3 separate regions of the Mus musculus genome follow, and regions 1 and 3 are each linked to region 2. The links are chromatin loops, found by intact Hi-C in ENCODE. Cell type or tissue: left cerebral cortex. All regions are shown on one strand.

Region 1 (2,500 bases), 280 kb before region 2:
CTCTGGGGTAGTAAATGCAAGGCTGTCCTGCCCTTCTTGGTGCCGTGGTGAAAGTCAAAGGACAACTTGGTGGGATTCTCTTCTTTCACCATGTGGGTCCTGGGAATCAAACTCCAGACAGCAAGCTCCTTTACTCCCGGATCCATCACTGGGTAAAGTACACCTCCATCCATTTGCGCAGCTTTGTCTTTTAGGAAACAGTGTCCTCGGAGTGAGTTACAAAAGCATGTAGGATCAGACAAGCCTGAGGACAGGCTCGGATTGGGGGCAGGAGAGCGAGATCAGGAGGCTTAGGACTGTGGCCGGGGATGAGATTAAGCACATGATACACTCACTAAACCAAAAATGGGCCTCTCCGTGCCCTGCTTGGACAGGACAGACTGCATTGTGTCAGTTTCACTGAGGGGAGAACTCTGGCCTCCAAACACCTTGGTCCTGCACGTCTGTGAATTTGAGCATCTGCTCTCCTGTAGTCCCTGAGTATTTCCTCAAAGCCAACACTTACAGATATCTTAGCCTATTTACTTTGCCACTGAGAAACCTTTGCCTGGTCAGGCCTCTGAGAGATGGAGCTGCAGTAGGGTGCAGACACTCCCGTTTTCCCCCTGTGTCACCTGGGGGCCTGTGAATCTGCAGGTGCTTCTACAAACTGGAAAGTGTCTTTTCTGCCTACAGGGGCTTGTCCTTGATATGTCCTTCTCTGGAACTCTGGGGAACTCTCCCCGGAGTGTGTGGCTCAAGTGGACAGAGGTCTTGTGCTTTTTCTGGAGCCCAGAGGTTGGCAGTGTGCAGTATTCCATGGTGACAGGGCTCTGTGAAGATGTGGAAAGCCTGCCTGACTCCAGGTGTGGTGATTGGTGCACACCTTTAATCCCAGCACTTGGGAGGCAGAAGCAGATGGAACGCCATAGGTTCAAGGCCAGCTCGGTCTATATTACAGAGACCCTGCCTCACAAACTGAAGAAAATGGATAAGCAGTAGGAAAAAAAACACTGACTTTTTTTTTTTTTTTTTTTTTTTTTGGTTTTTCGAGACAGGGTTTCTCTGTGTAGCCCTGGCTTTCCTGGAACTCACTCTATAGTCCAGGCTGGCCTTGAACTCAGAAATCCGCCTGTCTCTGTCTCCCGGGTGCTGGGATCAAAGGTGTGCGCCACCACTCCTGATGATTCTTTAAGAGGACTCTCCTGTTCCATTCCCAACAACCACCTGTAACTCCATTTACAGGGGAACCGACGCCCTCTTCTGGCCTTCTCAGGCACTTCATGGACATGGTGCTCAGGCATTTATTTAGGCAAGACATCCATACACATGAAATAAAAATAAACTCCCCCCAAATTAAAAAATATATAAAAATGAAATCTTTAAAAACAGCAAACAAAAGAGCCTGGGGCCTGTGAAGGCTGTTTACTTTCTTCCTTTGCCTACTTGTGGGTCCTGGGCTGCTCCATGGGCTCAAAGTCCTAAAGGCTGTGGCCGTTCCTGACCCTCAGTCCCTGTAGGTAAGCCCTCCCTGCTGACCCCGTGCATCTCAGAGGTGCTGTGTGTTACCCACCGTGACCTCTTAAGATGAGAGGTCAGGTGTGGCAGACAGCTCTGCTTATTTGGGGCCTGCATGTGCAGGCACGTGTCTACCACTGAGCTACATCCCATCCCTCTCTTTGTAGGATGTTTTTTTAACAACTCATACATGTGTCATGTGTCATGTATGCAGGGGATATTTCTGCTCAAGTTCTCTGCTTGTGCCCGTCCTTCTCCTCATTTTGTCTCCCCAGACATCTTACTTCTCTCGTGTCTCACACGTGTGCGCACATGCACGCACACACACACACACACACACACACACACACACACACACACACACACGTATAAAGTCCAGGAAGCACAAATAAGAGGAATGTGCATTCGTCTTTCTGAGACTGGCTTGGTTCACCAAATCTGATCATCTGATCATTTCCCCTTTTCTGCTAATTACATGATGTCATTCGTTTATGGCTGGAAGAAAACATTCCATGTACAGTAGACCACACTTGCATCATGTCCTCTGCCCTCAGCCCACGTCTTATGTTTTATCGTGAGACAGGATCTCACTAAGCGGCCTGGGCTGGCCTTGAGCTTGTGATCCTCCTGTCTCTGCCTCCACCTCCGCCTCCCAGTTAGCTGGGGTTACAGGCCTGCTGCACCTCCAGGCCTGGCTTTGTAACCGAGTGTTTAGAGAGGGATGGTCAGAGTCCCACGTCAGTCTGCACCTCAGACCTTTCTTCCCCTTTTTATCTCTAGCTGGCTTGGAGCTTTACCAAGTAGGCTGGAGTAGCTGGCCAGCAAGCCCTAGGAGTTTGTCTGGTTTTTTTCCTCTTCCATTTTGTGATTGCGGGATTATAAGCGCACACCACCATCCTATGGGTTCTGGGCATCTGGGCTCAGCCCCTCATGGTGGCAAGGCTGAGGCTTTATCAACAGAGCCTTTCCCCAGCTCTTGAAAAGTAAATTTCTTTAGAACCCA
Region 2 (2,500 bases):
TTTATGTTGTTGTTGTTATTATTATTATTAATTATTTCCTGGTCTGGAGAGATAGTTCAGTGGTTAAGAGTACTGACTGCTCTCCCAGAGATCCTGAGTTCAGTTCCCAGCAACCACATGGTGGCTCACAACCATCCATACTAGGATCTGATGCCCTCTTCTGGCATGCAGGTGTACATGCAGATAGATTACTTTTTTTTTTTGTTATTTTGTTATTTTGTTTTTTTTGTTTTGTTTTGTTTTGGTTTGGTTTGTTTTTTCGAGACAGGGTTTCTCCGTATAGCCCTGGCTGTCCTGGAACTCACTTTGTAGACCAGGCTGGCCTTGAACTCAGAAAACCGCCTGCCTCTGCCTCCCGAGTGCTGGGATTTAAAGGCGTGTGCCACCACGCCCGTCGATAGATTACTTTCATACATAAATATTTTTTAAAAATTCCTTCCTGTGTGTTGTGAGGGTGGGCACACACACCGTGGTGGAGGTCAGAGGACAACCTCGCCTTCCACCTTGTGAAGGCACTGTGTCCACAAGTCCCAAAAGCTTCAGGCGAGGGGAACCTCCTGTTTCTGCCTCTCCTCTCACAGCACACCTGGAGTCCAGACTTGCGCTGTCCTGCATGGTTTCATGTCAATTCTGAGAACTGACCTCAGGCCCTTATGCTTGCATAGACACTTTGCCTACTGAGTCACCTCCCTAGCCCAAATTCAACTTTTTGTTTTGTTTTGTTTGAGACAGGATCTTTCTTCATAGCCCTGCTTTCCTGGAACTCACTCCATAAACCAAACTCATAGAGATCCTCCTGTCTCTGCCTCCTGGGTACTGGGATGAAAGGTCTGTGCCAGTGTTCTTGCAAAGGATTCAGGTTCATTTCCTAGCACCCACATGGTAGCTCACAACTGTCTGTAACCACAGTTCTAGGCGGTCCAAGACCTTTTTCCAATCTCTGTGGGCACCAGACACATACGGCACAAATACATGCGCTCTCCGAGATTAAACTTGCTCTTCCTCTTCAAGTCTGCAGAGACAGAAGACAACCTTAGTGCAGAAACCATCCCCAGACCCTGGTCTAGACACAACTTCCAGGATGTGGAACCTGGAAGTACACACGGTGTGTGTGTGTGTGTGTGTGTGTGTGTGTGTGTGTGTGTGTGTGATCTCACCTAAGGATGGGGTGCAAAGCTCTGACTGGAGGAAGACCCAGGAAAAGGGTCTGCGAGTCAGATGGTTGCAGGACAGGCGTTTGGAACGGCCCTGACCCCTGGGGGCTGTGAAGTAGAAAGCTACTAGCGAATCCCAATGCGTACATCAAAGTGCCTGGACTTTTGCTGCCACCAAGTGATGGGCTGCAGGATTGCAGGACGGGATATTGGTTAGGTAGGAAGCCCGGGTTTTTCACTCTGAGCCTTCGTCCCCTGGGCTTTGCGGTTTGATTGCTCTTCTCTTTGGTAGAAAAACCCAGTTCCTCCTTTAAGAAGAAGATGCTGGCAAAACTGGGCCTGAGAATTTGGTCCTATCCATGGGGCCTTCCTGAAAAAGACTACAGAACTGGAAACTGAGGCAGGGCATTGTCTGGGAGGTGCCACCGGCAGGGCAAGCCTGACAGCTCTCTGCACGTGTTGACGGAAGGGAGCCCAGGCTCTGCACAGGCTCGAGTGGCCCAATCTCGCACCCCTGCAAACTGGAGGGCAGCTCCGCCCTGTCCCGCCTCTCCCTCAAGGCGGCAGCCTCGTGTTCCCAACGGTTGGGATCTCGGCGCCTTAGATTTCCAGCGCCACAAAGGGGAGCTGGCACTTGGCAGAGCGGAGAGTGGGGGGGGTCTGGAAGCCGCCGGAGCGGATCCCGGTCGGAGGGCGGGCCGGGCTGTAAGTCTCACTTCCGCCGGACGCTGTTTGGAGAAGGATGGAGGAGGAGCGGAGACTGCGGGGGAGGCTGAGCCGTCGGAGGCCGCCCGCGGGGGGCGGGTGAGGCGGGACAGAGCGGAAGGGTGGGGTCCTGGGGGCTTTGGAAGGCGCTGAGACACCGGGAAGGCGATGGGGACGCCTCGATGTTCCCGCCTAGCTGCGGGGTTCCTCGCACGCGTGCATCTCGCTACCAGCCGCGCTCCGCCTCTCTCGGGGCGCGGTCGCTTCTTCCGCCCCAACGCTGCTGTTCCCCACCACCACCTCCGCCACCCCTCTTCACGTCGCCCATTTATCCACTTCTTTCTCAGCCCCAGGCTCCGTTTCCCCCAAGAGTCCATTTACCCTTCTAAGTGAGGTTCCTTCCCGGTCTCTTACTATGGACTCCCTCCTCCATTACCCCATTGTGGACCTGCTCCCTAGCCCTGGTACCCCTCACTGTAGAATCAACTCTTCACGATATCTCTACCATGGATGCCCCGGCTGACTCTTCCTGTGCTTCCCAGGCCCCCTAACTGCCGCCCTTGGTTTCTCTCGGAGGGAAGTAAGAGTGAGCCCTGGGCTGCTCTGTTGCGCAGCACCGTGAGCGGGACCGCGGATTGGAC
Region 3 (2,500 bases), 100 kb before region 2:
GGAACGCCTAGAGATGGGCTGCTTGGGAACACTGTGGCTGCGTCGCTATGCAGGGCTTTCCTCCAGCTGCCAGAGCGGGGCTGGCCTGCTGCCGTTGCTTTACTGATACAATGTGCGTCCCCCGTCCCAGGCACCCCAGTCCCAGTTCATGGGCCTCCTAAAGCCAGTTTCTCTAAAGAAACTGACCCAAGGCCAAGCAAATTCCTCCAGCCCCCAGGCCCACTCTCATCCTGTCCTGTCCAGGAAGGCACAGCCCTTAGCTGAGCCAGAATGGAGGGTAACTACTTGCTCAGTGGCTGGAATGTCACTCGGCTGGGCTCTGCTGTGCTTGGTGGTGGGAGCCTGCCCCAACCCAGTTTCAGCTGCCGCCACATTCCTGGTGTGAGCCTGGGCCAGCCAAGGAGCTTTTTCCACACTCTGGTGCCAGCCCCAGCGGGCTCAGGGGAGGGAGAGAGGGCTGTTTCTATGGCAACTTCCCTTTTTGTTATTTCTTATTTTCTTTTTTATGGTTTCTCCAACTTTGAAGCTCTCCAGACAGTTTACAGACTGTGGAAAGGAAAAGTGCTTTCCCTTCTGTGCCCCCCTCCCGCCTTCCCTCCCCCCAGCCCCCCAAGCTTTCTCTCTCCTGCCTCCAGTTTTTCCCTTACCCCAGCCCCCCCCCCAGGCTTTCCCTCCCCAGAGACCCCCAGGCTTTCCCTCCCTCTCAGCCCCCCCTAGGGCTTTCCCTCTCCAGAGACCCCCAGGCTTTCTACCCTCCAGTCCCCTAGGGCTTTCCCAACAGCACCCCCCCAGGGCCTCAGGACCCCACCAGACACTTCAAACCTTCAGAGGCCCAGCTATTTCTTAAATATTTAGAGAAAATGAATGTGTTTTCTCCAAAAACAATGTAGTCAAGTATTTACAAAAAGACTCAGCCACGTGGCCTAATTAGCAGTTGGGAGCAGGGGTCTCTGTGGCTTGACCCCAAGGGCTGGCCCACACCACTGCTTACTTCAGATCCAGGCTGGGCCTGCGAAGCTGGTTGCTTTGCCCAAACGCTTGCTAACCAAACACCCAACCTCAGGATGGCAGTCTGTGGCAGGCAGAGATGATAGGGCTGAGATACCCAGGGAGGGTGAAGAGCCTAGGCTCCAGTGGTCACACTAGCCTGATACCCCTGCCTGTCCCTCACAGGGGAGTATGTGCTCATGGTCTGTGATGTGACCAGCCCTCCCTTCCTGGGCCACAGGCTGCCCACCACCTTCAAACACCTGCGGATCTTAGCCAAGGGGGACACCCACTGGCCCCATGTCCCTGAAGATCACCAGAAGCTCTAAGCTAGCGGCTACTCTTGGCTGTTGGACATAAAGGAGCCAGCAATACCCTCATGGGAAGGCCAGCCTTCCCTGAATGGAGATTGATGCTGCTTCTCCCAGGGACCACATCCTCTCTATTCCTAAACAACCTGAGCGTTAGGACTGCCCACGTGAGCCCCACAGCTACTGACGTCAATAAAATTCTAAATACCAACCCTGAGTAGCACCTTTTGTGGGACTCCTTCTAGCAGGCTCTTGGCCCCAGCACTGCATTGGGTTGGAGTCTTATGGGACACAGGTAGAGGCTAGGCTCAGTGTCCCAGTGCCCTCTGAGGACCCTCATATCTGCCCCACCAACATTATTCCCAGGGCCATGGAGGTCTACGTTAGATTTCTGTGAAGGCAAGAACTGGGGGCAACTAGGCCATCCAGCGTGAGGAGCCTCAAGTTCAGGTTCCCTAGCGTCGCAGAGTGAAGAGGGCCTCCTTACCTGGTCATCCCCAGCAGTGGTAAGGTAGGGTCATGGGGGGGGCGGGTCTCATAACTGCCGCTGAAGGGACACACCTGACTGCTGAGGAGGCCCAACCCCCTGGGTCAGCCATCTTTTCACCAGGTCACAGGAGGTCTCTGGACCTGCCCTCTACTGTTATCTCCTAAACTACTCATGAGCATCACTTCTCAAGTCTGCCCTTCAGGCACAGTACAACATTCTGTAGTCTCCTCCTCCTCCTCCTCCTCCTCCTCCTCCTCCTTCTCAAGATGAAACCAAATTTCTGTCAAAAGAAAAACAAAGAAAATGATGTTTCAATTTAGGAAGGAAAATGGCTGGGAGTGAGCAGCCGCAGCTGCCGTTTTCCAGCCCATCCTCAGGCAGCCTCTGGTATTTAACTCCCCACAGCATGCTGAGCTTTTGAAACTTGCAGTCACTGTTCCATGTGGGTATGGCAGGCGGGGCTTGTGCCACAGTGGCTCCTCAGCTGGCATCAGGTCTGTCCTGGTAATCGAGGCAGGCCAGGTGGGGCTGCTTTCCATCACAGCCTCTGCAAACAGCTCCAGGCTGGCCACCTACACAGTCATCAGCAAACCCACCAGCTGTCCAGGCAAGACCCCGGGCTTCCTGCTCTGGCTTCCTGACACAGCCACTGAGGTTCTGAGATGACACTGGCTTCTTATCCTTGTCTCAGGACATTAGGGGTAGCCACAAT

Evidence for each region. Hi-C counts contacts between places; a loop is a spot of excess contacts. Peaks named below come from ENCODE experiments on the same cell type or tissue, not always from the same donor. Only the 100,000 strongest peaks of a DNase experiment are listed, where the experiment ranks them.
Region 1: it touches region 2 in a loop (2.3-fold over the local background); 10 of 42 quality-filtered maps call a loop at or near these places.
Region 3: it touches region 2 in a loop (2.2-fold over the local background); 3 of 42 quality-filtered maps call a loop at or near these places.

The regions. Positions count from the first base shown.
Region 1 is chr4:154,966,138-154,968,637 of GRCm38, forward strand. All of the region lies in intron 1 of Pank4 (pantothenate kinase 4), which reads left to right. Among named protein-coding and RNA genes, the nearest start is that of Gm42363, 3.1 kb to the left of the region's middle. In left cerebral cortex, a CTCF peak has its summit at 1,249 (motif pointing left); a DNase peak (open chromatin) is centred at 1,234.
Region 2 is chr4:155,248,105-155,250,604 of GRCm38, forward strand. Faap20 (Fanconi anemia core complex associated protein 20) reads left to right here and starts at 1,862. Exons shown (of 4, transcript NM_001190445.1): 1 at 1,862-1,958; 2 at 2,402-2,500. The coding sequence starts at 1,897. In left cerebral cortex, CTCF peaks have their summits at 172 (motif pointing left) and 1,341; DNase peaks (open chromatin) are centred at 1,336, 1,863 and 2,448; H3K4me3 peaks cover 1,103 bases; H3K27ac peaks cover 1,184 bases.
Region 3 is chr4:155,143,994-155,146,493 of GRCm38, forward strand. It overlaps Morn1 (MORN repeat containing 1), which reads left to right. Exons shown (of 14, transcript NM_001081100.1): 14 at 1,174-1,514. The coding sequence ends at 1,316. Among named protein-coding and RNA genes, the nearest start is that of Morn1, 59 kb to the left of the region's middle. In left cerebral cortex, a CTCF peak has its summit at 1,048; DNase peaks (open chromatin) are centred at 66, 371, 1,023 and 2,246; H3K27ac peaks cover 1,491 bases.